2 separate regions of the Homo sapiens genome follow, and region 1 is linked to region 2. Evidence: chromatin loops called from intact Hi-C (ENCODE). Cell type or tissue: MCF 10A. All regions are shown on one strand. Links, peaks and the distances in the headings refer to the core of each region. The heading gives the core; the rest is flanking DNA. Region 1 has its middle 18 kb from the start of HLA-F. Region 2 has its middle 22 kb from the start of HCG9.

What was found. Peaks named below come from ENCODE experiments on the same cell type or tissue, not always from the same donor. Only the 100,000 strongest peaks of a DNase experiment are listed, where the experiment ranks them.
Region 1: it touches region 2 in a loop (2.8-fold over the local background); 3 of 110 quality-filtered maps call a loop at or near these places.

The regions. Positions count from the first base shown.
Region 1 is chr6:29,697,582-29,712,512 of GRCh38, forward strand. It overlaps the pseudogene ZDHHC20P1. Among named protein-coding and RNA genes, the nearest start is that of HLA-F, 18 kb to the right of the region's middle. RefSeq lists a silencer at 5,643-5,757. In MCF 10A, for the core only: a CTCF peak has its summit at 8,268 (motif pointing right); a DNase peak (open chromatin) is centred at 8,260.
Region 2 is chr6:29,989,449-30,004,379 of GRCh38, forward strand. It overlaps the pseudogene DDX39BP2, the pseudogene MCCD1P2, the pseudogene LOC353007 and the pseudogene POLR1HASP. Among named protein-coding and RNA genes, the nearest start is that of HCG9, 22 kb to the left of the region's middle. In MCF 10A, for the core only: no CTCF peak of the experiment used is centred there; a DNase peak (open chromatin) is centred at 6,183.

The sequences.
Region 1 (14,931 bases), core at 5,253-10,252, 290 kb before region 2:
GAACCACCGCACCCAGCCAAATGATTTTTAAAAAATAATTACTATGTATAAAATAACAAATAGGTAATTTGGGTAATTTCATTTTGAACTCTTTGGCTAAATATTTTATGTACATATTGTCTCAGCAATCAGGAATTAAAATTTATAAACACTATTAACAAGCAATACTCTCTGATTTGAAGGAGAATCTAATTTGGAAGTCAGTCACATGATGATTGTGTTTTTAAGTTTTTTTTTCCATGCATTTGTTATTTTATGAATTGGTCTGAATGATGAGGCCAGGCAAGTGTATACATCTTTTCACTGGTAGAAAAATCTGTAGCAAAGCCTGTGCCCTTTTTACAACAATGACTTTTTTTTTTTTTTTTTTTTGAGATGAAGTCTCACTCTTGTGGCCCAGGCTGGAGTGCAATGGTGCTATCTGGGCTCACTGCAACCTCCATCTCCTGCCTCAACCTCCCGAGTAGCTGGGATTACAGGCGTCCATCAACAGTCCCGGCTAATTTTTGTATTTTTGGTAGAGGCGGGGTTTCACCATGTTGGCCAGGCTGGTCTTGAACCCCTGACCTCAGGTGATCCACCCGCCTCGGCCTCCCAAAGTGCTGGGATTACAGGCATGAGCAACCACACCCAGCCTGGATTTTGAAAAATGTATAGAATCATATATCCACTACCCTAGTACCATCTACAACAGTTCCTTCATCCTAAAAATTTCCCTTTGAATGTTCTTTATCCCTTCTCCCTCCAACCTTTGATAACCATTAACCTGTTTTCTGTCCCCATAGATCTGCTTTTTCCAGAATGGTATATGAATTGAGTCAGATAAAATGAAGCCTTTTGTGTCTGACATTTTTTTCACCTGGTAAAACGCATTTAAGATTAATTGATGTATGGATTAATAGCTTATTTACATATATATATATATATATTTTTTTTTTTTTTTTTTGAGACAGAGTTTTGCCCTTGTTGCCCAGGCTGGAGTGCAATGGCGCGATATTAGCTCGCTGCAACCTCTGCCTCCCAGGTTCAAATGATTCTTCTGCTTCAGCTTCCTGAGTAGCTGGGATTACAGGCATGCGCCACCACTCCCGGCTAATTTTGTATTTTTAGTAGAGACGGGGTTTCTTCATGTTGGCCAGGCTTGTCTCGAACTCCTGACCTCAGGTGATCCACATGCCTCGGCCTCCCAGAGTGCTGGGATTACAGGTGTGAGCCACTGCGCCTGGCCAATTTGTTTTTTTTTTTAAATAAACATAGACAGCATCTCGGTATGTTGCCCAGACTGGTCTTGAACCCTGGCCACAATCGATCCTTCCACCTTGGCCTCCCAAAATGAGCCACTGCACCAGGGCAACAGCTTTTTTTTTTTTTTTAGACAGATCCTTGCTCTGTTGCCCAGACTAGAGTGCAATGATGCAGTCTTGGCTCACTCCAACCTCTGCCTCCCAGGTTCAAGTGATTCTCCTGCCTCAGCCTCCCGAGGAGCTGGGACTACAGTTGCTCGCCACCACGCCTAGCTAATTTTTTCTTTTTGTATTTTTACTAGAGACGGAGTTTTGCCATGTTGCCCAGGCTGGTCTCAAACTCCTGACCTCAGGTGATCCACCTGCCTCAGCCTCCCAAAGTGCTGGGATTACAGGTGTAAGCCACCTCATCTGGCCTGACAATAGCTCATTTCTTATGATCCATATGGTTATACCACAGTTTGCTTAGTCTTGCATGGCTGAAAGATATCTTGGTTGTTTACAGTTTTTAGTGAACATATGTAAAGCTGCTATAAATATTCATGTACAGGTTTTTGTGTGGATATCAACCTTGAATTAACTTGGGTAAATACCTAAGAGCATGATTGATGGTAAGTCTCTCCTTAACTTTATAAGAAACTTCTAAACTGTCTTTCAAAGTGGCTTTACCGTTTTCCATTCCCATTAGCAGTGAGTGGGAATTCTTGTTGCTCTGTATATTTTCAGCATTTTTTATTGTAAGTTTAAAAAATTTTAGCTACTCTAATAGTGTAGCAGTACTTTGTTTTGGTGTTCTGTTTTGTTTTGTTTTTTGAGACAGAGTCTCACTCTGTTGCCCAGGCTGGAGTAAAGTGGTGCGATCACAGCTCACTTCAGCCTCCACCTCCCAGGTTCAAGCAATCCTCCCGTCTCACTCTCCCAAGTGGCTGGAATCACTGGCGCATGCCACCACACCTGGTTAATGTTTGTTTGTTTGTTTGTTTGTTTGTTGAGACATTGTCTCGCCATGTTACCCAGGCTGGTCTTGAGCTCCTGGGCTCAAGTGATCCTTCTGCCTTAGCCTACCAAAGTGTTGGCATTGAAGGCATGAGCCACTGCACCCTGTTGGCATTTCCCTAATGACAGATGATCTTAAGCATATTTTCAAGTATTATTTACCACCCATATATCTTCTTTGGTGGTGTCTGTTGAGATCTTTCACCCACTTCTAAAATCAAGATTTTTTTCCCCAATTATTGTGTTTTAATTTTGTTCACATATTATCTTTACAAGTCCTTTGTCACATCTATAACTTCCAGTTTTTTGACAAGTATTTTCTTCCAGTCTGTGCCTTGTCTTCTTTTCATTCACTTACCAGTGTTTTTGTAAAGCAAAAACTATTAATTATGATAAAGTCTAATTGATTTGTTTTCTCTTTCATGGATTGTATTTTTGGTGTTTTATCTAAAAACTCAAACTCAAGGTTAAGATTTTCTCCTTTATATTCTTCCAGAAGTTTTATGGCTGTGCATATTATTTTTAAGTCTATGATACATTTTGAGTTACTTTTTTATAGGTGTGAAGTATTGTCAAGTTTTTTTTTTTTTTTTTTTTTTTTTTTTTTGTGATTGAGTCTTACCCTGTGGCCCAGGCTGGAGTGCAATGGCGTGATCTCTGCTCACTGCAACCTCTGCCTCCCAGGTTCAAGTGATTCTTCTACCTCAGCCTCCCGAGTAGCTGGGATTACAGGCATGAGCCACCACACCAGCTAATTTTTGTAACTTTAGTAGAGGCAGGGTTTCACCATGTTGGCCAAGCCAGTCTCAAACTCCTGACCTCAAGTGATCCACCTGCCCCAGCCTCCCAAAGTAGATGGATGCCAATTGTTTCAGCATCATTATTGAAAGGAGATTCCCTTCTTCATTGGATGACCTTTGTACTTGTATTCAAAATCAAGTGACTCTATTTTTGTCCTTCCATTTCTGGCCTCTCCATTCTGTTCTGTTGATCTATGTGTCTGTCCTTTTGCCAATACCACACTCTCTTGATCACTGTCCTTTGCAGAAAGACTGGAAATAGTATCTAATAATTTTGAAAGGTATGTTTTCATCATCATTCAGTTGAAAATATTATCTAACTTCCCTTATGTTTTCTTCTTTGATCCGTAGGTTATTTAGAAGGAAGATTTAAAATTTTCAATACTTTTTTGCCCCTAGACAACTTATTATTGATTTCCAATAAAATCTATTTTGGTCAGAGTACATATTCTGTATGATTTCAGTCCTTTGAAATATGTTGTTACTTGTTTTATGTCTCAACATATGACCTGTGTTAGTGAATGTACCATATTCACTTTACAAAATATATATTCTGGAGCTGTTGAACACAGTGACTGTAAATGTCAGATCAAGACGGTTGATAGTGTTGTTCATTTGTATTTTTAAAAAACTAAGAAAAAGCTGGGCGCGGTGGCTCACGCCTGTAATCCCAGCACTTTGGGAGGCCAAGACGTGTGGATCACCTCAGGTCGGGAGTTCGAGACCAGCCTAACCAACGTGGAGAAACCACGTCTCTACTAAAAATACAAAATTAGCTGGGCGTGGTGGTGCATGCCTGTAATCCCAGCTACTCGGGAGGCTGAGGCAGGATAATCGCTTGAACCCAGGAGGCAGAGGTTGCAGTGAGCGGAGATTGTGCCATTGCACTCCAGCCTGGGCAACAAGAACGAAACTCCATCTCAAAAAAAAATTAATAAAAAAAAAACTAAGAAAAAATAGAGCATCTTTAACTTCCCACCATATATTTGGCATTTCCAGTGTTGGTCACTCCTATCTGAAGACTCAAGTTACCATCTGGTATGACTTCTTTCAACCTGGGAAACTCCTTCAGTATTTTTCTTGCAGTAGAGTTATGTTTGCAACAAATTATCCTAGTTTTATTTTATCTGGAGACACCTTTTCATTTTTCTTCCCTGAAAATATTTTTACTGGATGTGCAATTCTGAGTTAGGTTGTTTTCTTACAGCACTCAAAAAAATGCCATTTCATTGTCTTCTGACCACCATAGTTTCTGATGACAAATTATGAACACATGGACTGGTCATTCTCATAATTGTTCTCATGTATGTAACGTGTCATTTTTCTCTGATTATTCTCACGATTTTCTGTGACCATAGGCTGCTCAGGGCTGGACTTGGATATGGCCATAAAGTGGTACTGTAGGAAGTGCAGTATCCTGGAATTAATTCCGGACCTTGGAATTAACAGGGCTGGGCCCCTTAGCACCTGCCCTTAGCTCTCCTTTCCCCAGGTCCCTAGAAACCCCCTCCTGATCTACACACACACACACACATGCACACACAACTTCTAACAGGGCCCTTCTCGTTTTTCTCTCCCCCCTGGTTCCTTCCACTCTCCCCCTTCTCTTATGATCCATTTCATCTCCCTTCTGCTCTCTGGACCAAGGCCCCAGGCCCGGACTCCAGGCTTGGAGCTCACAGGCTGATTCCTGGGATGAGCAGCCTCCACCTGCAGGAGCAGCAGCAGGAACAAGGGAGGGGACAGGAGGGCAAGGCCCCATTTTGGAGGCTGAGGGACTAGGTCATGTGGTAGCAATGGTTTGGGGGTGGATGAGCCCCAGATATGATCCCACTGTTTTGGCCTGGAGGTATCTCTTCCCTAAAGCCAAAATCCAGAGTCACTCAGTGGTGGGAGGAAACGTCAGTGTCAACATGGATTTTGGGAAGCTGGATGGACTCAGAGCCTGACTTGAGATCGGGAACCCCCTTGTATGCAGAGCCCTGTCCAGGTGCTGGGAACAGGAGAGCCTGGGAGGTCCTGGCTAGGGAGAAAGGGGAGCGGGGTCTCTGTCCTCGGCCCTGTGGCCACACGGGGGCGCCGCTGCGCTGCTCTCGGATTCTGAGTGCTCTCCGGGACGGGGCTGCGGGCTGAATGGGCAGACGGGGCTGAACCTGAGGTCAACCACGCTGAGACGGAGGTTCCTCCTGAGCACCTCTGGAATCCACAGGACTCAGGTTAGATTTGTTTGTCTTGCAACGTGAGGCAATTGTGGTGTAGCAAGATCTGGCTCTAGAATTCTTATGGCAAAATAGCTGTCATAGAATCCAACTAGAATGAGAGTCCAGGGCCTGGGTTGACTGCCCTGGGCACACCTGACTCTTGATGGGGTTGCCAAAATGTAGCTTGGCATTTACAAAAATTCTTTCCAAAGATTGCATCAAAGTCCAAAAGAATTATGTACAATTTCATTTCTGATGTCTCTGGCTGTGCTTTCGAAAGGGCAGGAAGAGCCATGGAAAGAGGCTGAAAGGCCCCTCTGGGAATTCTCAAATCTCTTTTCATAGCAGTAACTTGGACCTAGACAGCAAAGCCTGAAAGACACAGGTAGAAGGATCGCGAGGCGCAGCCCTCCCTTCTGATCAGCACAGGTATGGCTGTCTGGGCGCTTTTGCCCCTCTGTGTTCAGCAGGATGGACTCTGCAGTGAGGCGCAGCCCCTGTCTCCCCACTGCCCCAGATCAGAAGCATGTTTCCTTATCTTGTTTTCCACACACTCCTTTTCTTTTTCTGTCTTGTGACCACGAATAGAATAGACAGGCAAGGTCCTGTAAGACCAGGTAAAAGATGTTACTGATGCACTTTGGAAGGCTGAGGTGGGCGAATCACAAGGTCAGGAGTTTGAGACCAGCCTGGCCAACATGGTGAAACCCCATCTCTACAAAAAAAATCAAAATAAAAATACAAAATTTAGCCGGGCGTGGTGGCATGTGCCTATAATCCCAGCTACTCAGGAGGCTGAGGCAGGATAATCGCTTGAACCCGGGAGGTGGAGGCTACAGTGAGCAGAGATTGTGACATTGCACTCCAGCCTGGGCGACAGAGTGAGACTCTGTCTCAAAGAAAAAAAAAAAAAGTTAGTGAAATCATGATTGTGAAGGAACAATGGCAAATGGAGAGAAAGAGCAGAGAGACAGACAGAGATAGATACACACGTACACACACACATAGAGAAAATGAATATCCATCCATCCATCCATCCATCTATCCATCCATCCATCCATCCATCTACCCATCCACCCATCCACCCATCCACCTTTCTATCTCCTTGCAAGGTAGGTTCATCAACACTTTTACATTTATGCCCCAGCAAAAATCTTTTTTTGGCTCACACCTGCCCTCCTTCATCCAGCCAACTGACATATTTGCTGAGGTCTTGCCACGTGCCGCACTGGGTGCTGAGCATTGGAGTCTAAACAGGAACAGACCCCTGGGATGCACTCCCGTCCTGGGATGCCCTTCACTGTCCCGTCCCTGGCTGTGAGACATCCTCATCTCCCTGAGGCTCTTGTTTCTGGTCACTGGGAAAAGTCCCTGGCCCACCTCTCTATTGACACCTGGGAGACTCTATCGCTACTTTGAATAAAGCACTGATTTTCAGCATTTATTCTGTATCCACACTTACTAATGCCCTTTCAATTTAGAAGTTGTTACAAACGGGAGGGGTTATAACCTTAGGCACGTTGTTTAAGAGAATTGTAAAAATAAGGAAACATGATGGCAATGGGGTTTTCTGCTTTCTCCCAGAACACTTCATATTCATTTTCTCACCTGTGTTTGGTTGGTTGCAAGGTGGCTTCCACACCCCCAAGTTTATTTCAAGTAGCAGAAACACTTGCTTAGAAAACAAGTACTTTGGGAAATGCAGGGTCTCAGCCTCTGTCCTCAGGACTCCACACATCAGAAAGACATGTGCGTCTCCTCCCACAATCCTGGAGGTGCCCGTGGACTGCAGGTTCGCTCCTCACTGACTTTACTCATGTCCTACTGGAAAAGGATGGATTTCTAGAAATGTCCCAATGGCTTGGAACACTCAATTTCTCTGTGTGCACTGCAAGCAAACTGACAGTTTGACTTTTCAATTCTATTCAATACCTGAAAATAAACTGAATTTTCAGTATATTTCCTTCCAGAGAGTAAACTGAAAAGGGAACCTTTCTAAATTCAGTTATGATTTCCTGAAACATCGAAGAAGGCAAATGTGGGTGCCCTTAAAGACAAGAGAATTCTCTGACCTCAAATTTCATGTAGCAGCTGTAAGGTGGAGCTGGCAGCATCTGTCCCCACCTCTGGGTACACAGCAGAACGTGCCAGCTTTAGGGACCCCGGAGGACACAGCTGCACAGTGTCCGGGGGCATCCAGCAAACCCTCAGGAAGGACTCGGTCCACGCAGGAGCCTCCTTAAGCAACTTCTCCCTGAAAAACCCTGAAGTCTTAGAAATCCATAAAGAAAAAAGATATTCATGTCTCTGATAAAGAAAAGAAATGCCAGCAATCCAGCACTGAGAAGGGAAGCTACGAGACCACATTTTCTGCATGTGGAGAAGACACGTCTAATGGAGAGGTGGGAACTTGTCTCAAAAGTGTTGGGCCGCAGTGAGAGGGTGTGGTCGTCACTGCCACCACCCGCTGCTCACTCAGTGACCCCTCCCCATTGTAACTAACGGGCCAGTGAAGAGAAACACTTTTCGTCTGCTTGTACTGAAATAAGGCTATTACAATAAATCATCTCTGTGGTTGATTTTTCACTTAAGGATGGGATAACTGGGGAAATTGGTGCCTGTAGTGCAGGTTTTAAAGAAGCTCCCAGAAGCCCTTCTGAGGCCATCTCCAGGAGGCTGCCCCAGCGGGTATGAGGCCTTGCGCTTCTGCCATCCTGTGTGTCCCTGTGATGGAATTTTGGCCCAGCTAGGGATGGCAAGAGGCCAGGTCATCGCAGGTGGTCTGCAGGCCTGGTGAGGAAGGACAATGACAGACGGGGAGGCAGAAAGGCACACATATGACCAGACCTCCCCCTGGGTCCTGCTCCCATTCCTCTGTCCATCGCTCTTGCTCTGTCTGCCCTAGGGGAAATTTCCTGAAGGAAACAGGAAAAGGAACCTCTATTCCTCGCTGCATATCTTTTATGTAGGCCTTTCCTGTTATTCAAGCATATCCCCAGCAGATGGCAGAGAAGACATTTCAATTTCGTGCCTCTGCTTTTCCTCCCCCTCCTCCAACCGGAAAGTCAGGACCAAGGGAATGGATGAAGGCATTAAAGGTATAAATGAGAATGGGTGATAATTTCCCTTTCTCTGAGCTGGGGAGTCCCATTGCAAGGGTGGGAATAGAAATGTCCAGTGTAACCATTCAGAGATGACAGATACTGCCCTGAAAACAGTCACAAAATCAAACCATGATGTGCCTCCCTGGGCTCCTTGGCTCTGGGCTGCTGCTTTCTTTTATTGAGAATCTAAGAGGTGCTGAGCATTCAGTTAAAACGGGACTCAAGGGTTCCTGCATTGTCCTCTGCCTTAATTGCATTTGAAAATATATTTTGTCAGTTCAATCCTTCTCCTGCCCGTCTCTGTTTCTCTTTTTAAAGAAGCTGAACATTGGCACCTTCAAAAGAAAATTGCTAACATGTGAAATAATATATTGTCTAGGATTTAGTTGAAAATAACCTGGTGTTGGGCTATGGTTGAGGATGTAGATAAATCAAGAGTGGGTGTTACTGAGTGAAGGGTACAGTGAAGGTCACTTTACTCTTCTGTCTACTTCTGTGTTTGCTTAAAATATTTGTACAAGTTTAAAAAAATAAGAACCAGGGTTACCAGGGGGCATGGCATATGCTGAATAATCATGAGATACCGGTTATAATTTCAAACAAATCTCCAATAAAAATAGATAATAATTTGAAGTCAAACCACAGGGACAAAATGTTTTTAGATGTCTCCAAATTCCTCACTTCCCTCCTCTAAATTCAGGTGGGTCACTTCATACTTTCTCCCAACCGCAGGTTCCCAATAGGCAGGTCCTAGAGCCCAACCTTGGTGGGGCAGGGAGTAGGGATTTAAAAACTGCATGATGATCAACAGCAGGAAAGAGGATTGGGGCTGAGAGGGGAGGAGAGGCAGGCAGGAGACCCCTGGGGAGTTGCTGCCCCAAGGAACTCCTTCTTCACCCTCTGAGAGAAAGTGTCACAGGACCACAGACCCTTGGTCTTCATAGATCCCATAACCTCCCCCGAATTGTATGTAAAATTGTGTGGGAATGCAGGTGAGTGCATTTCAGCTGGGGCTGGCTTTGACAAGGCTGTGGCCTGCAGTAGATATCAAAGTAGTCATCTAGGTCTCGTGTAGATGATGGAAAACTCGATGGGAGGGAGACACGGTGCCTTGACCCAGAGTCAATGCCAATAAACTTGGCTAGGACATAGTACCCAGTCATTTAATCAAAACCTAATCTAGATGTTGCTGTGAAGATATTTAGTACATGTGGTTAACATTTACAATCAGTTGACTTTATGAAAAGGAAATTACCCTCAATAATGTAGATGGACCTCATCCAATCAGTAGAAGGCTTTAAGAGCAGAAACTACAGTTTCCCAGAAAAGAAGAAATTCTGTCTTAAGACTACCATATCAACTTCTGTCTGCATTTTCAGCCTGCTGGCGTATCCTACAGATTTCACACTTGCCACCGTAATAATTGCATGAGTCAGTTTCATAACACGAATAAAACACACACATACACACACACACACACACACACACACACACACACACCCCTTATTGGTTCTGTTTCTCTGTTGAATCCAGAATAATACAGATTTTGGTACTTAGAGTGATTCTAGAGGAAGAGAATCCTTTTAAAACGTTTATAGCCAACAATAAAAAACTTTATTAAAAATGTTGAAAAGCATAAAACGGTAATTATAAATTAGCAAACACCCAACAAGAAAAGCACTTATTTTCTTTTCCTTATACAGTACAAGAAAGAGTAATTGGGATCTCATTCACTTTCAGCCACCATTTGCCCTAGATGTCCTTCACTCAAAACAAGTTTTTAGCTTGTGTTTTTGGAGTGGAAACTCACATGGCTACTAAGAAACAACTCTAAAAATGTAACTTAGACACTCAAAATTCCATGTGCCATGTTAACATGTAATGATGGTTCATATTACAGCATCTCACAATAGGTAAGCATTATTTCCAAAGTAAAATTAAGTCACATTTGTGGTTGCTAGTGAATGCGGCACAAATGGACCCTGAAGATTCAGGCATTGTTCTGCTCTGGAGTAGGACATCTGTGGCTCCAGCAAACTGTACAAAGGCTTTTTTTTTTTTTTAATGTATCTTCCGTGATACTTCAATTATTTCACCTTATTAATCATTTTCTTGCAAACAAAACTGAAAATATCAGTTCATAATGTGTTTCCATACACCTTGCCCTTATTCAAATGGTTATGAACAAGTGGTCTTCCATTTTCTATTGCCGCTGTAATTATTTGTTCCTGATCTGGCAACACCTTCTTCAGCTCCTTTCTCTGGCCACCGAGATTAACAGTCCAACAAGCGGTCTTTTGATTCACTAAGTGGCTTAATAGGACAACGTTGATTTGAGCCAATACTTCTGGCATGTTCATTTCAATTTGTAACTTTTTTCTGAATTCATCCCCACAAGGTGAGCTGGAAAACTGCAACCATAACCAAAGCTAGAAAATACTGGAAGTAGCCAATATTTCTCTTCATCACCAAAGACTGGTCTCTAATTTTTACTATTGTTCTATTTTTTCCAGCCAGCCAACAGTAGTAGCTGAAAAGCGAGAGCACACTGATGAAGAACACTGCGGGCACAAAGAAAAGGAAAAGTATGTGGAGCTTTGCTGTGTATCTCTTAGTTCATTCTACTCACTAGAACGTGGCGTTCTCAGGAATTGACGTCCTCCAGGCCCCCAGATGAGGGTAGTGAGCACCCTGAGAGCCAGCTGGACTCCCCTCTTGGTGTGTTACTGCACAGCCACAGCCTCTGGGTAGGGAGTTGTCCTGCACTTCTGGAATCATCTTTTTGGTCATGGTGGCTACTGCTGTACTGTCCTTCTGAGGTCAGTGAGATAGGGTGTTCACAGCCTCACTTGAAAGGAAACAAGAGACTTGTCAGGTTGATGGAGAGAACAAGCTGTTCGACAGTGCGCAAACCATATCCTGGGCTTGTGGTTAGAACATCCTGCAGCAAAGAGGTAGAAGAGCCAAGGGAGGCATCCCCACATCTGAGGAAGCCCAGAAACCCATGAATAGCGTCCTTGGGCTGACCTATGCTCATTACAATAGTAGCAAACACAACTCTGAGAGGGAAGTTAAGATGCTAATGAGACGTAAGATGTGTGTGCTGATATGTACAACCACAGTGCATGCACGTTCAAGAGACCACAGAACATGCTTAAAACAATACCCCTTCCCACCTATTCATGAATAATCATGTAAGACTCCCGTGAGGGGAGGGTACTGTCTCTCTTTTGAGCAGCTGCTCTGATCAGCTGTCAGAGTGTACTTTCACTTTGCAATAAATTCTCTTGCTGACTTTTACTTTGGACTTGCTCTCAAATTCTTTTGTGTGGCAAAGTCAAGAACCTGAACCGGCCCATTGGCTACATTTCCTTCCTTTTTTCTTTCTTTCTGTATCTTGTTGCTAGGGATAACTTTGCCCCTGCTGGCAGCATGCCCCTGAGGATGGCACCCTGTGGCTGGCGTCTTCCTTGGCTTGGCCTCGGGTCACTAAGCATAGCCCATGGTAGGAGGTTCTGAGAATGAGTGGCACTGCCTTGTGCAACGGTCCCCATGGGAGTGGCCCACAGGTGCTTGCATCTGTGGCATTTTCACAACTGTTTAAAAAGACTCAAGAATGTACTGTGGGAGGAGAGCAGGTCTGGAGACTCACCTGTGTCCCCCACCTGCTCATCTGCATGGCCGTGTGCCTGACATGGTCAGAAATGAGAAATGCTGCTGCCCCTTTGCAAAGCACTACTTAGTTTTTCTCTTCTTGAAGGTGGTGGCACGATGCCCAGGTTGAGATGGACGCAGGAGTCAGCATCCTAAAGTAAAAGGAGAGACTTTAACAGAAATACCTGAGCTTTTCAATGAGAATGAACAGGGCCTTTTACCCTCTGGCAACTGTGTATTTCCCATTGACATGTTTCTTGTCCTCAGAATGGTTTTTCCTTTTTGCAGGTGGTTTATTGAAAAAGGAAAGGACAGAAAAGAAAAAGCAGGAGAAGGTGTATGGGAAGCTGGGACCCTGGCCCTGTGCAGGGGAGATACAAGGTGCTTCTGGGGAGGCTGCCGCCATCTGGGGCACTGGCACATGGGGCACGGCAGGGCTCGCCTTCCTGATGATGCCGCCTATCCCAGTTGCCCACCAGAAGTTGCAGTGCCCAGATTAGTTTTGTATTGATGGAAATTAAAAAAAAATTATATTACATAATTTTATGCTTTTTGAAAATAGCTAATAAACTTTTATGGCTAAGTTGTTAGTAATGGTAATCTCTCTAATCTGCTTAAAGACGGTCAAATCTGCAGGGTTCCCATCTCCACTGGACACCTGTGCTTCCTGTGGGGTCTATTTTCCAGTGGCTTTCCCTGTTGGTTGCCCCTGTGACTGCTGACATCCTGCCTTCTGGTGGAAACCACACTCTTCCTTGCCCAGTGAGGGTTGGAAAATTGGATGACTAAACTCGACGAAGATAGCAAATAACATTTGTTCTGCGTGGGTGCCATCATCACCTGCACTTGAAAGCAAGGCTGAGGTGCAGAAGACACAAAATGTGGCCATGTCCCTTGGCTGGCAAGTGGCCTAGGGGCAATGTGAGCCTGAGTGTATGACACTGTGACACAGGACAGGGTGCGTCACAGTGTTGCCCATTGTGACTGCAGGGCCAAAAGGAACCAGGGCTGAGAGGAACCTGGAGACATGCTGGGGTGGGGCCAAACGAGGGCTTGGAGAGAGCCTCCACCCACCCTCACAGGGCCTGGTGGAGACAGACCGAGGAGGGGCATCTGCCCCTCTCCCCTTGCAGAGTGGAATGATAGCTGATGACATCATTTTAAAAGTCACAGTACTACAGAGATGTTTGGACACTCATCAGAGGCAGACCTGCTGTGGGAAAGTCAAGGCCTTGGTGCGGAAACCTAAGATTCTGCAAACTGGAACAGGGTTATCCTATGGGTGCCCTTTAGAACTCTCTGGGCATGCAGAGGAGGCTCGCCCTTCTCTAGTAATGGTTCCCACTTCCTACACTGGAAGATGCTGCAGAAACCTCACCCCTATGATGCAGTGGGAATTCCACTCAGGAGCTTTGCAGTAACAGCCGTTATGTCCCCGTAGGAGCCTGAGGAGCAGTTCTGGGATTGGAATTTAAGGGTGTTTGATCAAAGGGCCAGAATCAAGCTGGATAAATTAAAAAAAAACACCTTTGGCTTGGGAGCACTTTCTCAGGGTATGGGTTTATCAAGGACCTCAGGGCATGGGGCAAACCCACTGCTGGGGTGGACCCATGTAGACTGGAAAAAATGATGTCCAACTCTCAGTAAGTTAGACATGACTTAGTTGTCCTGGAACATGTAGAGGATGGACAATGAGGCTGAGGGAAGTGGGTGTGTGGGATGGAGACATCATGTGAACCAGAATGCCCACTAGGGCCATGCTCCACAGAGGACCCATAGGGCACAACTTCCACCAGAGCCTCAGGAATGTGCCGGTGAGAGGGACTTGCATGGCTAAGAAGCGTCGGGGTGGTGTCCTCTGCAGGCTGGGTGTGATGGCAGGAAGGAGGTCCTATAGTTGGGCTCATTGATATTCCTGAGGAAAGTGTGGCCTTGAAAAGGCAGAGAACTAAATGGTGACAGTGGCCTGCAAAAGCCAGAGGGCACGGTTAACTTGACAATCTCAGAGGAGCAGCTGAGGCAGCTTGATCTGCAGGGAGTTGTGGGGAAGGTTAATAGACGGTGGTGTCAGAACAGGCAGCAGCCAACAAGGGCACTGCTTGACATCTGTGATGAGAAAGCAAGAATTGATGAGCAGGGGGCTGAGGGTGTTTAACTCAATACAAAGTCATGATCCCATTCTCAATTCCTAAACGTCAACCAAGTTTCAGATTCAGATCCCAGTTACAGAGAAGGAGTCCCTATTCCAGGAGGAAGGACCCTGAAACCTCATGGCAAGTATATGCTGGAACAATTCCCTCTGTCTTTCTGCAAAGGAGCCTACAGTCATTTACTCAGGGGACTGTACACTAGGAAAGGGAAACAGGCAGAATTTGGGGGAGTGTTGACATTGGGTGTGAGCTGATATTGATGCCTACAGGCCTACAGCACCATTATGTCCCTACCACAGTGGGGCTTACAGAAGCTGGGAATAAATCTGGACACATCACAAAGGGACTACTGGGTCCACAGACCCAGCCCTGTTTATCTCCCCATTCTCCAAGTGTGTAATTGGCATTGATGCCCTGGCAGCTGGAGTAACCCCCACATTGGGTCCCAAGTCTCTGGAATAAGGGCTGTCATTGTCTGAAAGCCAAAGGGAAACCTCTGCAACTGACTTCATCCTGGCCAAATAAAAAATGATATTGAGTCCCAGGGTGAGTCTTATGAAAGGTACTGTAGGTATTTTAGGTGTAGCACCACCATTAGAGAGCTGAAGGATGAGGGGTGCTGTTGGAGTTGCCTGTTATCTTCACGTAATCCAGCAATCTGTCCCCAAGGAAGCCTGATGGGGCCTAAAGAATGAATGAGATTACTTCAGACTTGAAAAAGTAGGAGTCATAATTGCAGCTGCCATGCTGGCTGGATATCACTGGTAGAGCAGATTGATAAG
Region 2 (14,931 bases), core at 3,412-8,411:
AACCACTAAGCACTTATTAGAATGGCTGAAATTTAAGTGATTAATAAATATAAATGTTGTCAAGGATGTGAAACAGTCTCATCCACTGCCTATAAGAATATAAAACAGCCACTCTGAAAATCACTTTTATATCATCTAATAAAGTTAAACAAGCTAGTACTCTATGGCTAGCATTTCCACTCCTAGGTATTTACTCAAGTGAAATAAAGATTATGTCCAAGAATCCCTGTACAATAATGTCCATAGTTCATTTGTAACAATAAAAAACCGTGAATACCCCCAAAATGTACAAAAAAATTGTGACTCAGTGATACAATGCAATACTACCAGCATTAAAAATGAATGAATTACTGATACATGCAACAAGCTGGGCAGACCACATAGATATTACACCAAGTGCAAAAAGCTAGGCACAAGGGAGGCCATATGGGATGAATGGATACGTATGAAGTTTTGAAACAGGAAGAGCTACTCTATCATGATAGTCATCAGATCAATGGCTGCTGGGGAAAGGGGGCTAATTTGAAGGCAGAAAAATAGAGAACTTCGTGTATCTTCATAGTGGCATGGGTGCTATGGCTGTATTTGTCAAAATTCATTGATGAATTTGATACAGATCTGATCATTTCAGTATATGTAAATTTTACAAGTTTAAAATGCTTACAATAAAAATTTAAACGTTAGTAATAAAAAATAGTAATTGAAAATATTAGCAACAAAATCCAACAACAGATCAAAACAATACACCATAATCACGTGAGTTTTATACCCAGGATGCAAGGATTGTTTGACATATGTGAATCAAAATATGTCATATACCGCATCAACAGAATGAAGGACATAAACCATATTATCATCTCAATAGATGCAGAAAAAGCATTTGGTGAAACTAAACATTGCTTCTTAATGAGAACTCTCAAAGGAGTTCCTCTGACAAAGGAACCAAGAATATACACTGGGGAAAGAACAGTCTCTTAAATAAATGGTGCTGGGAAAATGCTACCAGATGCAGAAGAATGTAACTAGACCCCTGTCTCTCACCATATACAAAAAATCAACTCAAAAGGGATTGTAGACTTAAACGTAAGACCCAATACTGTAAAACTACTAGAAGAAAACTTATGGGAAACATTAGTCTAGGCAAAGATTTTATGGCTAAGACCTCTAAAGCACAGGCAAAAAAAGTAAAAATAGACAAATGAGACTATATTAAGCTAAAAAGCTTCTGCACAGCAAAGGAAACATCCAACAGAATGAAGCAATAACCTGTTGAATCGTGAAAATATTTACTAAGTATTCAACCAACCAGTATATTCATCCAATTAGTATATTCTAGACTAATATCTAGAATATACAAGGAACTCAAAAACTTGGCAGTAAAAAATACAAATAATCCAATTAAAAAGTGGACAAAGGATCTGAATAGACATTCCCCAAGAGGAGGCATACAAGTGGCCAGCAGGTGTGTGAAAAACACCCAACATCACTAAATACCAGGAAAATGAAAATCAAACTACAATGAGATATATCTTACCCTAACCCTAGTTAAGATGGCTATTATTAAAAAATAAAAAATAATAGATGTTGGTGAGCATGTGGAGAAAGGGGAATGTTATACACTGTTGGTGGTCATGTAAATTAGTGCAGCCATTATGGGAAACAGTAGAGTGATCTCTCAAAAAAACTGAAACTATTAATAGAACTACTATCTGATGCAACAATTCTACTTCTGAGTATTTATCCAAAGGAAATGAAGTCAATATATCAAAAGAGTACCTGCACACCCATGTTTATTGAAGCACTATTCACAATAGCAAAGATGTGAAATCAATGGTGAATTTATCAATGGGTGAATGAATAAAGTAACTGTAGTATATACACAATGGAATGCAATTCAGCCATAAAAAAAGAGTGAAATCCTGTCAGTTGCAGCAACATGGATGGAACCAGAGGTCATGTTAGGTGAAATGAGCCAGGCAAGGAAACACAAATATCACATGTTGTCACTCACATGTGTGAGCTAAAGACGTTAATCTCATGGAGGTTGAGAGTAGAATGAAAATTACCAGAGGTTGGGAAGAATGTAGGGGTGGGAAGATGTAGAGAGGTAGATTAATGGGTACAAATGTACAGTTATATAAAAAAAAAAGTTCTAATGTTCTATAGCACAGCAGGCCAACTAAAGCTAACAATTATGTATATTTAAAACAGCTAGAAGAGTGGATTTTAAATGTTCCCAACACAAGGAAATGATACATGCTTGAGGTGATGGATTCCCTAAACACCCTGACTTGATTATTCCACATTCTGTGTATGTATCAAATGATCACATGTGCCCCATAAACATATAAAATGTTATGTATTACCTTTAAAAAATATTTTTAAAATAAACTCAACACAATATGGGACATTTTAAAAAGTACAAAAATATGACCATGATAAAAATTGGCAAATATTTCCTTTTTATTAAGATCCACTTTGTAAGTTCAAGCAGAATGAAGCCCATACAGCATCAGAAGAAGTGGCTCTCCTGAGAGAATCTTCTCCCCAGTTAGAAAGGCAGAAACAGAATTCCTGGAGAAAGTAAGACTCTGGAGAACTGCATAGCACCTCTTCTTGGGGTCTGGGGTTACCCAGATGTAGGGAGGGTTCACCTTCTGGGAAAAACTAAACGTTGGTTCTTGTTCTTTTTTGTTCTTATTGCAAGACCAAAAATTGAGAAAACCAAGAGAAAGCACCAAGCCAAAGGGATATACTCTCTTTTATTTTTTAGAATATCCACTACCAAGGATGATCCACGCTGTTATGAGACGAATTGTGTCCCTCCCCAACCGAAATTCATATGTTGGAGTCCTATGTTGAGAAGACAGAAGTGGCCATCTACAAGCCAAGGAGAGAGGCCTCAGGAAAAAGCAACCCTGCAGCACCTTGACCTGCACCTGTAGCCTCCAGAACTGTGAGACAATACATATTTATTATTTTACTCACCCAGCATGTGGTACTTTGTTATGGTAGCCCTAGCAAATTAAAACAGAAATATTACCTTTTCTACTCTGTCCTATGTATGAACATGAGACTTTTTAAGAATATGAATTACCTGGGATTCCAAAACATAGAGTGAGTCAATGGAAAATAGATGATACAGGGTCATTTCCAAGCCTTTGTGGGTCTCCTGGCCACCACACAAACATGGATGTGTTCCCATTTCTTTTCAGTTTCACACAGTGCAAAAGTTGTGGACATAGAATCACAAACTGTGTTTAATTTATTTGAGACATTGAGTGAGCTAGTTTTGCCCTAATTTTATAGAAAGATGATGAACAATCATAATTACTAAACCAAAGAGGCTTTTTGGCAGGGGATGGCAGGTACTATGTTTTCTCCTCCTTTTAAAGTGCATTTTCCTAAAGAGTCTTGTCTAGGAGTAAATGTCATCACTTTGCTTTTTTCCTCCGCATTGATCACTTGGTCCTCCCTGCATTTCAGTAAGGTTGCTAGAATGGAGGCATTTGTCCATGATTCACAGATGAATCAGAGGCCCTATGAGTAGAGAGCTTCTCCTGAAGTCACACAGCTCGTGAGTGGTGGAGCAATGACAGGCACATGACTCTCCAGGTCCCTAGTCCAGTTTTCTGGGTGCCATGAGAATTACAGCCTTTGGTTCCTTTTACATGTAGTTCATTTCTGAACCTGAGAAGGAGAATGCACCTCAGGTGACTAACAGTTTTTGCTCTTCTGTACTTGTCTGAGAATGACCCCAAAAGATTTTTAAAGGCCAATTCTTTGGCTACCAACCCTATTTTGCCCAGGCATGGACATGGAGCAGGTGAACACTGCCTTTACCTGTGACATGCCTGAAGATTCTGAGACCTACGTGAATCAGGTAAGCTCCATACACAGAGGGACACCCACTCTCCCACCCACTTATTTTCTGTATCTTTTCACACTTCACTTCTTCATTCCTCCCTCTGGCTGTCTTCCCTCTTTGGGGTCTTCTAGTCCTAACCTCTGTCTCCTTCCAGGTGACTAGAGCAGGCTGGTTTGGAACAGGGCTTGTGTCGGATGAGAATTGTGCCAGGATCCTCAGTGATGGGCAGCATCACTTTAAGTTCAGTGTTAGGAGCTACCTGCTGAGACAGACGTCTCCTCCACAGTGAGTGCTGATTTCATGAAACCCTTAGTTCCTCCCTATTCCTTACTGTGTCTTCAATCCCATCATGTAGGTCATGGGCACTTAACGCATAATGAACAATTGACTGCTTCATGCCCCCTGGCCGTTGATGCTGTGTTGGGACGTTTTGCTGCCCTCTATGTGGGGTCTGTGCCTTTTCTCATATTACATCTCTTCCACCACACCCAAGTCCATCCTCTGAACCCAGGCAGTACACCAGCATCTGCATGTGTGCTGTGTGTTCCTGCCTTGCTTTGTCCTTTCATGCCTTATTCTCACTGTGCCATGTCTCCTTCTCAGTTGAACAGATGCAGTAGGAGACTCGCTCATTCTGGAATGTGACCATCTGCCCTTCAGGAGAGGACAGCAGGGTGTGGGTGAAGGAGACCCTGCTGCCCCCACACCTGACAGCCTCCACCACCCCCTGGCTTTCCTCTTCTGCATCAGCACCACTCCCGAACCATCATTCCTGATCGTCAGAATTTTTAATGTAACTAAACATGAAACACAAGTGCATCTGCATTATGTGTGGGTGCTCTCTCCCTTTATTGTATTTGGGGTAAGATTATTTTAGGGCATGGTCCAGGGTAAATTCCTGTAAGGCCTGGATGCCCTGCTGTGAGGTCAAAGGGGGACGGACTGCAGAGCCCTGGCTCCCCAACTACCTGCCTATTTCCGGCCCTTTGTTGGGGTCTCTTCTGCTTTATCTGGCCTGAGAGAGGCTGGGATGTTTCTGATCCTGGGGCTCCTGGTGGATGGTGCGCAGTATTTCCAGGGATGGAGGGTGCTGTGGGCACTGGTGGGAAGCTTGAGTGTCTCCACCCAGGCTTTCTTGGTGCCTCCTCATCTATTCCTTCAAATTCTAGACCTTGAGCACCAGGGCCTGGGCCCCTGACCCCCTCCTGCCCTTCCAGCAGGGCCTGGTCCAGCTCCAGCAACTCCTCAGCTTGGGCCAGCTCAGCTGTGTTGGGGGCTCATGGCCCTGGTGAGGGGGAGTGGTGGAGGGAGCATCAGCCAGGGCAGGGGGCTGAGGCCCTTGGAACCTGTATTGCAGGGTCTGGCTGTAAATGAGGAATTCTACCTCCCTTTCCCTTTTTCTAGCCCATTAGCTTAAGGCCTCCTGTACTGAGAAGCCCAGGGAGCCCCTTGTCTTGGGCATAGGCCTCTGGGGGGCAAATAGAGATCCCTGGCTCAGGGAGTATAACTGGATACCTTGAACAAGGATATGGGGTCACTGGAAAGAGAGGACCGGCTGTCCCTCTCCGCTAAGAAATAATTAACTGTTAGATGAGGGGGAATTTCTGTTCAAGGGCTCTGTGGACTGTGCTGCTCTGGAGGGGGTGGGGAGAGAGAGCCCTGAGGTCTGAGCTGGGGTGTGGTTGGGAAGGAGCTGAGAGCTCAGAGCTGGAACTAGGCAAGGAGCTGCAGGGGTGAGGGTGGTGCAGGGTGGGATTTAGAGGATTTCCCCTGACTCCTGTGCTGATCCCCTTCACGTCCTCCACCCCCACCCTTGGTGTCCGTCAACATGCTGGGGTGACCTCATCTTCCCACTGTCCCTGGAGCTGTTCTACTCTTCCACGCTTGCCTTGGGGTTTTCAGAGCAGCATCTTTGTGAGTCCTGGAGAGCTAGGGACCAGGAGGGCAGGAGGAGGTGAAGACAACAGCACCAAGAGATCCTGGAAGAGAAAGGACCATGGTAGCTGAGGCAGGGAGCAGTCTGAGTTGCCTAGAAGACACCAAGAGTTCGCTCCCTCCAGGCCTTGGCTTTGCTTCAGCACCTGGTGCTGCATAGGCCCCACCCCTGCCCTGCTCTGCTGCCTCCACCTCCCTCTCAGCCTGGTCCCAGACAGAATCCAGACCAATTCCTGTTTCTGATGTGAAAAATGATCCTGCCAGTTTAGGCAGAGCTTGCTTTAGAGTACTGGTGCCCAGCCTTCCACAGGTCTTGTGTCTGTTTTTCTTGGCACTGGGTTTCTTCTCACTTATTCTTCTGAATTGGCAAGGCAGGAATTACATCACTAGTTTGCAGATGAGGAAACTGACTCGTATGGGCTCATTCAGCACTCACTCACTGGGCAAGTGTCTGTCAGGGCCAACTGTGGGCCAGATGTGCCCAGGGCTCTATAGCTAGCTGGTGGAAGGGCCTGGAGGGTTCATATTCAGGTCCACCTGACTTGAAAACTCATATTGACCTTACTTAAGTACTGATTCCCGATTTACAATCCATGCCACAAACTTTATTGTCATATCTAAAGAAGTTGCCACAGCAGCCTTTAGCAACCACCCTCCTGATCAGCCAATAGTCAACACTGAGGCAAGACCCTCCCCCAGCAAAAAGATTAGCAAAACCTCCACACCCTCTCTCAGGATGTTCCTGCACCTCACAGCTACAGCAGCAACCTGGTCTCCCTGAGGACACGACCCCCTCCAAAGTCCTCCCACATGGGGGAGTTTTCCCAGGGACTTGTACCCCTGGGTTCAGAGGTGAGGTGGGGTCCTTGCTCCTCACTGTGGTTCTCACACCTTTCTCCCTCCCTCCTCCCTAAACCCCTAAGCTGTCAGCAGATTAGGGCCCCATTCCCCATGTTGTAGCCATTCCCTTTGTGCCCCAAGCCATTCCTCTTAATCCTGACCCTTGTAGCTCCTGGTTCACTGTCACCCTCTCCAGCAGTGCGTCTCCTTGACTCTTGGTGACTTCAACATACGCAGATGTGGTGGGCTGAGTAATGGTCCCCAAAGATGTCCAGGCTTAATCGTTGGAACATGTGAATAGGTTGCATTGCATGGCAAAAGGGACATTAATCATGTAATGAAGATTAAGGACCTTAAAATAGGGAGAGTATCCTGGACTATCTGCGTGGGCCCAATCAAATCACATGAGCCATTAAAAGCAGAGAAACTGCCCTGGCTGGAGTCAGATTCTGCAGAAGAGGAAACAGAGGAGAAGCTGGAGAGAGGAGGTCAGATGTTCCAAGCAGGAGGACTGGATGTGCCTTAGGCGCCATGTGTGAGTACCTGAGAGAAAACTCTAGGAGCTAAGGGTGGCTCTTAACAAGGAAGTGGAAATCTCTGTTCTATCTGCAAGGAAGTGAATTCAGACAAGAACTTGAATGAGCTTGGAAGTGGATTCTTCCCCAGTCTCCAGGAAGGAATGCAGGCCTTCCCGTACATTGATCTTAGCCCCATGAGACTGTGTGGACTTGCAACCCACATGACTGTGACATGATAATTAGGTGCTGTTTAAAGCCACTTGGTTTGTGGTAATTTTTATGGCAGCAACAGACACCTATACAGCAGAGAAGATGCCCTTGCTCCCTGGACTCTCAGATCCTGTAACTCCTCTCCTCCATGACCTTCTCCTCTCTCTGCCTGAATCTCATGCCCTTGTCATCCCCTAGGCCTCATCACGGCCAAGAACCCCAGCCCTTCCATACTCTCAATCTCACACTTCCCACTCTCTGGCCATCTTTCCACTCATCCCCTTGCAAGGTGGCCACAGGCTCTGATGACACAGACACTATCATTTTATCATATGCTGTGATGTAATATCAATGAACCACTCATTTCCTATGTGCCTGCATTCCAGGCTTGGAGTCCACCCTGTGGTACATCAATTCCAACAATCCTTCCAGCCCACTGGGATTCCCAATTGAGTGATCCTGCCATCTACTCCCTGTCACTCACCCTTGGTGTCCTCTCCTCCCTCTTCTCCCATTTTGAATTCTACAGTAAATAATTTCAATCCCTCCCTTGCCTCTCCCTTGCATTGTCATACTCACCTGGCAAAACTACACAGCTGGTGGGTTCCACCTCTGTCTATGCTGCACCTGCCCCATGAGCTGCAGGAGGCTGGACAGCAGCACACAACATGCTGACTGGTCTCTTTAAGATTCCAAACCTCATGGGGAGCCCCTACCATTGACGTGGCCAGCAATCACCCTCTCCCTACGTGGTTCACCCTCAGCCTCCTCTTGGCCTGGGTGACTCCTAGACACCTTCTCTCTGTGCTCACACATCCAACCCTTCTTCCCCATTCTTACCTCAGCTGACAACCTTGCCTCCTACCTCACTGAGAAAACTGAACACATTAGAAGACAACTTCCCCGATTCCACCACTGTCTGCTCATGCATTTGCAGCTGCACCACATGTCAGGCATTTTACCACGGGAGGGATTGCTGGGGGTTAACAATTCTGCTCCCAGTCAGAGCCAGTCCCTCTTCTGGTGCCCCAAACATCATCCCTTCTCATCTACTTAAAGTTGTCAGTTCATCAACTAGTATCTTTTTTTATCTTTATCATCAACTTTTTCCCTCTCTCCCCACTGGATCATTGTGGCAGTCATGAGAATGCACATCCCAGCCCCTCAGCTACAGGAAGCAGAATCGATGATGACCCCAGCTCTTGAAGCTTGAAATCTATTGCCACATTTGCTCTGATCCCACACCTGCCCCCTGATCTTTTCCAGCCAATGATTGAGGAAAGCAGGGCAGAAACTAAGGCAGGAATATTTCTCCTCTGAAGGCTGACTGCAGCCCCAGGGCTCCCTGCCTCCTTTACTAAATTTCCCTTAGCCTGCACAGGGTCTAGGATGCTTCCAGCTGAACTTCCTGCCCTCTCTCCTTCACTGGGGCTCAGAGTTGCAGTGTGGTCTGATGGCTCTCCCAGTGTTTTCTGTCTCTCTCCTGAATTTCTCTCACAAGTATTTCCCTGAATAAATCCTTGCACATTTACTACCGTATTGGGCTCTGCTCCTCAGGGGACCCTAACTAACCCAAGCGGTATGAAGGGTGACCCATGAAAACAGGCAAAAATGGGAATTTGAAATAATCTTGCCCACTGCCTGGCAGGCCAAGAGGATGCCACCCGGGTTGGTGGGGGACACAGAAAGTCCATGGCATAAGGTGCAGCTGAGGTGCTGTGGTCTCCTCAGTGCTGAGCTGAGAAGATGCCCTGGTTAGGGGAAGCTATGGCAGGTGAGGTGATAGAATGCCCTACACAATAATGATGAGGTTGGGGGAAACCTACAAAGACAGAGGAGTTGGGTGGTTACTGCTTGGCTGCGTTGATACCCTATAAAAGGATCATGAGAATCTGCGGGTTGTTAACAGCTGTCACTGGCTACAGGTGACAGCCTCTGCAGTGTCTCATGGAGAGGCCTTTATCTCCTGTAGCGAAAGGGCAGATAGCGTGGAATGGCAGCTGAAGACATCATTACGAGGGCCACAGTGCTCCAGACATGTCTGACACTCAGCCAAAGCAGGCCTGTTACAGGAAAGTCAGGGTCCTGGTGGGGAAACCTGAGATTCTGGAAACTGGAACCAGGATATCCGATGGGTGCCCTCCAGGACCCTCTGGGAATGCAGAGGAGGCTCACCATTATCTAATAATGGTTCCCACTTCCTACGCTGGAAGATGCTGCAAAAGCCTCACCCCCGTGATTCTGCGGGAATCCTACTCAGCAGCTTTGCAGGAATTAGCCGCCATTTCCCCACAGGAGCCCAAGGAGCACTTCTGGGATTGGAATTTGAGGGCGTTTGATCAAGAAACCAGAATTTCAGGCTGGATGAATAAAAATCCTTTGGCTTGGAGGCACTTTCTCAAGGCATGGGTTTGTCAAACACCCCAGGACTTTGATAAGTGGAGCTAAACCCACCGCTGGGGTGAATCCATATAGATTGGAAAAAAAGATGCCCAACTCTCAACAAGGTAGACATGTCTTAGTTGCCCTGGAACATGTAAAGGAAGGAATAACGAGGCTGAGGGAAGTGGGCATGGTGAAGGCCCACCAGGGCCATGCTCCACAAGAGGGCCCAGAGGACACAACCTTCCACCAGAGCCTCAGGAACATGATGGTGAAAGGGACCTGCATCACTAAGTATAGGGGTGTTGTCCTCTGCAGGCTGCAGGTGATGGTAATAAAGATGGTCCCAGAGTTGCATTTATCCATATCCCTGGGGAGAGTGTGGCCCTGAAGAGACAGAGAAGAAGTGGTGGCAGTGACCTGAAAAAGCAGAGGGCATGGTTACTATGGCAACTTCAGAGTAGCAGCCAGGAGGACTCAAGTTGCAGGGAATGTGGGGAAGGTTAATAGAGGGTGGTGTCCCAGGGTTAGGACAGGCAGCCAACAAGGGCGCTGCTTGATATCTATGATAGGAATGAAAGAATTGAGGAGCAGGAGGGTGAAGGTGTTTGACCCAATACAAAGTCATGATCCCATCCTCAATGCCTAGACCTCAGCCAAGATTCAGATTCAGATCTCAGTGACAGAGGAGGAGTCCATATCCCTAGGAGGAAGACCCTGCAACCCTGTGGAAGTATATGCTGGCACAATTCCCTCAATCATTTGGCAAAGGAACCTATAGACATTTACTTGGGTGGTTGTACACTGGGGAAAGGAAACACGCAGAACTGGAGGGATTATTGACACTGGGTGTGAGCTGACATTGATGCCCAGATGCCCACAGCACTCATGTCTCCCATCACAGTGGGGCTTATGGAGGCCAGGGAGTAAACCTGGACAAATTATGGCCCACAATGGGACCACTGGGCCAACAGACCCAACGCTGGATATCTTTCAATTCCCTGAGTGCATGATTGACACTGCTGCACTGCTAAGTGGAGTCACCCCCACACTGGGTCCCTAGTCTGTGGAGTAAGGACTCTCATTGTGCTGAAAGCCAAACGGAAACCTCTGACACTGCCCTCATCCTGGCCAAATCAAAAACCATAGTGTGTCCCAGGGTGGGTCTTGTGGAAGACACTGAAAGTATTATGGGGTCGCACCAACATTAGAGAGCTGAAGGATGTGGGGTGGTGTTGGGGCTGTCTATTGTCTCTATGTAATCCAGCAACCTGTCCCTGAGGGAAACTGGTAAGGCCTAAAGAATGAATGAGATTACTCCAGGTCTGGCCAAGTAGGAGTTATAATTGCAGCTTTTATGTTGTCTGGTTATCACTGGTAGAGCAGGTTAATAAAGCCCCGGGCACACAGTGTGCCGCTGTGGATTTGGTGAGTGCATTCCTTTCCACTCCAATTAGAAAGTGGATATGGGCTGGGCGCAGTAGCTCATGCCTGTAATCCCAGCTTTGGGAGGCCGAGGCCGGTGGATTACCTGAGGTCAGGAGTTCTAGACCATCCTGGCCAACATGGCAAAACCCCGTCTCTATTAAAAATACAAAAATTAGCCAGGCATCATGTCAGGTGCCTGTAATCCCAGCTACTCGGGGGGCCAAGGCAGGAGAATCACTTGAACACAGAAGGCAGAGGTTGCAGTGAGCCGAGATCACGCCATTGCACTCCAGCCTAGGGGACAAGAGCAAGACTTTGTCAAAAAAGAAAGGAAGGAAGGAAGGAAGGAAGGAAGAGGATATGGAGTGATTCACATTCATGTGGAATCAACGACACATTTATTTATTGTTTGCCTCAGGGCTATTGTAACACCTGTGCCCTCTATAGTATAGGCTTAAGACTGTACTGGACATACTGCATATCCTTTAGGATATTAAATCAGCACATTTCATTGACAACTTCATGTTGACTGGAGTAGATGAGCAGCAGGAAGAAAGTGCACTGTAGTCCTTTGCAAAACACACGCACCCCACAAGGTGAAGATAAACCTTATACAGCTTCAAAGGTGGGCACTGAAGTGAAGTTTTATGGGTGAACAAGTGCCAAGTGTTTAGGGGAATGCAGGTGTGTCCCCTCCAAGGTAAAAGAAAAACTGTTGCATCTTGCATCCTCACCAGAAGCAAGGAAGCACACTGCTTGGTGAGCCTCTTTGAATTATAACAACACCACATTCCACATCTAGACATTTTGCTTTGGCCCACAGTCTAGGTGACATAGGAGGATGCCAGCTTCAAGTGGGGCCTACACAGGAAAGGACCCTGCAGCAGATCCAGGCCATGGTACAAGCAGCCACCATCCCTCAGACCCCTGGGGCTGGTGGTGCCAGTGGTGGGGAAAGACACAGGATGGAGCTGAACCAAGCACCAGTGGGAGAGTCACAGTGGAGGGCCTGGGATTCTGGAGTAAGATCATGTCATCCACAGCAGAGACACATGCCCCCTGTTAGAAGCAACTTTTAGTGTTCCTTGTCCTGATTCAATAGAATGTTTGACCACGGGATACCAAGCAACTACGGGGTTCCAAGTGCCTGTGTGACCCACAAAGTCATAGATGGTACAGGCCCAACAGCATTCATCATCAGGTGAAAACAGTCCACCTGGGTTGAGCTTGAATCCCTTGCTGACACCCACAGAAAACACCCAAGTCTGAAGTGGCACTGAACTACCAAACAGACAAATGGCAGTTAGCCAGCTTTCACCATGGGTCAGCCCAGGCCTGGTAGGATGAGTGCATGAATGGAGCAACCACAGTGGCAGGCATGAGGCTCCGTAAGGGGCCAGCAGCACTGACTTCCCCACACCAAGGCAGATCCAGCTGCTGCCACCTCTGAATGTCCAACTCATCAGCAATTGAGGCCCATGATGTGCCCTAGTGGGGCACTATTTCTTTACATGACTACCCACTAAGTAACAAGTTGACTACATTTAGCTACTTCCAACCTGGAAGGGCCAGAGTTTCATCTTCACAGGGTTAGGTACCGATTCTATGGGTGGGTTTTCCTGTCCTGCTCTCAGACACAGCCAGCACCACTCTCTGGGTGCTGTTGACATTCCTGGTCTGCAGGCTAGGCAGTGCTCCTAGCCCATTATCTGCCTGAAGGACCCACTTTGCAGGGAAAGTTTCAGTGTTTCCACGGCTGTGGGTTCCACTAATCCTATCACCATCTGCACTACCCAGGAGCTGCCAGCCACAAGGAAGGCTGGACAGGTCTTCTACAGGCACAACTCAGTGCCAGCCTGGAGGAAGCACTCTGAGGGGTGGGTGCCATCTTTCAGGACACAGTGCATTGTTTGAATCAGAGACGTCTCTAGAGTTCTGTGTTCTCAATAGGAAGAACATGTGTGTCCAGAAATCAAAAGGCGGAAGCAGGTTTGGCTCCATGTCCAATCTCTTAGATTCACTCAATGGGGTATTTCGCATATTTTATCTCCCAACACTGGGCTGTGCAGGATACGAGGTTCTGGTTTCCAAAGGAGTGTACCCCTAAAAGGAGACAAAAGACAGCCCACTGAACTACACATTACTTTAGTCACCAGAGAAGTTTGGACAGTGTGTGCCCAGATACCACTTGGTGAGAAGAAGATTCTCCTCCTCTCCAGGCCCAGGTAATAAATAGATCCTCATCCCCAGGAGAAGGCATGGCTGTTTCACACAAGGGTAGAAGTGTGTGTGGAAACCAGAGATCCACCTGGGAGCCTTCTGGTTTCCCTTGCCCCATTGTAAGTGTGAGCAGAATCATCCAGCAATTCAGCCTGAGAGGATTTGATTTCCAAGGGCCCAGACCCGTCAGGGCAGAAGGTTTGAGTCACACTTGTGGGCAATCTCCCAAGGCCCTGCTCTTGTGTTCTGACATCCTCAGTACATTGGTGCTGAGGCCCTCTTCCCATGGGCTGTTCCCAACGACTGATGGGTCATACCAGTGACACTAAGGCAGGACATTCCTAGGAGACAGGGGACTCCTCTGATGGCCAATTGTAGCTCGAGGACTCCTCTATGGCCTTGCTCAGTGAAGTCCTCAGATGATGCAGGCCTAGGCTGACAACTGGACTGCAACCTTGTGAGAGGCCCTGAGCCAGAAGCACTCAGGGAAACCTCTCCTGGATTTCTGATCATTGGAAACTGTGGGAGATGAGGAATATTTGTTGTTCTGAGCTGCTAAGTTTTACATAATTTGTTATGCATAGTAAATAACTAATACATTTTCACAAGACAGGATGCATTATTACATGTTAATTTGCATTTGCTCTAAATTTATCATCATCATTATTATTATTTTTGAGACAGGGTCTCACTCTGTCACCCAGGCTGGAGTGCAGTGGCATGATCACCATGCACTGCAGTGTCGACCTCCTGGGCTCAAGGGATCCTCTGACCTTAGCCTCCTGAGTAGCTGGGACTATAGTCATGAACCACCATGCCAGGCTAATTTTCTAGTTTTTTTGTAGAGATGAGAGTTTCACCATGTTGCCCAGGCTGATCTTGAACTTCTGGAGTCAACAAGTCTGCCTTCCTCTGCCTTCCATAGTGCTAGGATGGCAGGCGTGAGCCACCACCCCTGCCTAACTTAATTATAAGACATTAAACATGTAACTTAGTTTTAAAAGGAAAGGAGAAGTTCCATGGCTGAAGAGGATGTATTTTATTATCGTTCACAATGATCACTTTACTTGAACTTCAATTTCCAACTGTGTCCCAATTAAACACAAAAGGAAGATTCATCCCTTGCTAGAGTGATTCTATGATGGCCCCAACAACCACCTCCTGGTCATTCACCTTCCCCCAGTTATTCAACCAACTCTAATGTAGGTGCTGCTGTGAAGGAATTTAGCAGACATAATAAAGGGGCTCAATTAGTTGACTTCAGGCTGGGTTTATGCTGCTTGGACTGTCCTAATCAGGAGAGTCCTTGAAAGGACTGGGTTCTTCCTGAGCATAGAGATTCACAGTGTGAGAGGGATTCAGCATGAGGGGTTTCCTCCACTGTGGGCTTTGAAAATGAAGGGGCTGTGTAGGAAACAACACTGGTGGGCACCAGGAATTGAGTACAGCCCTCCCTGTTCTCTACATTGACAGCCAGCAAGGAACAGGGACCTCAGTCTTAAAACTGCAAGAAAGCACATTCTGCCACCT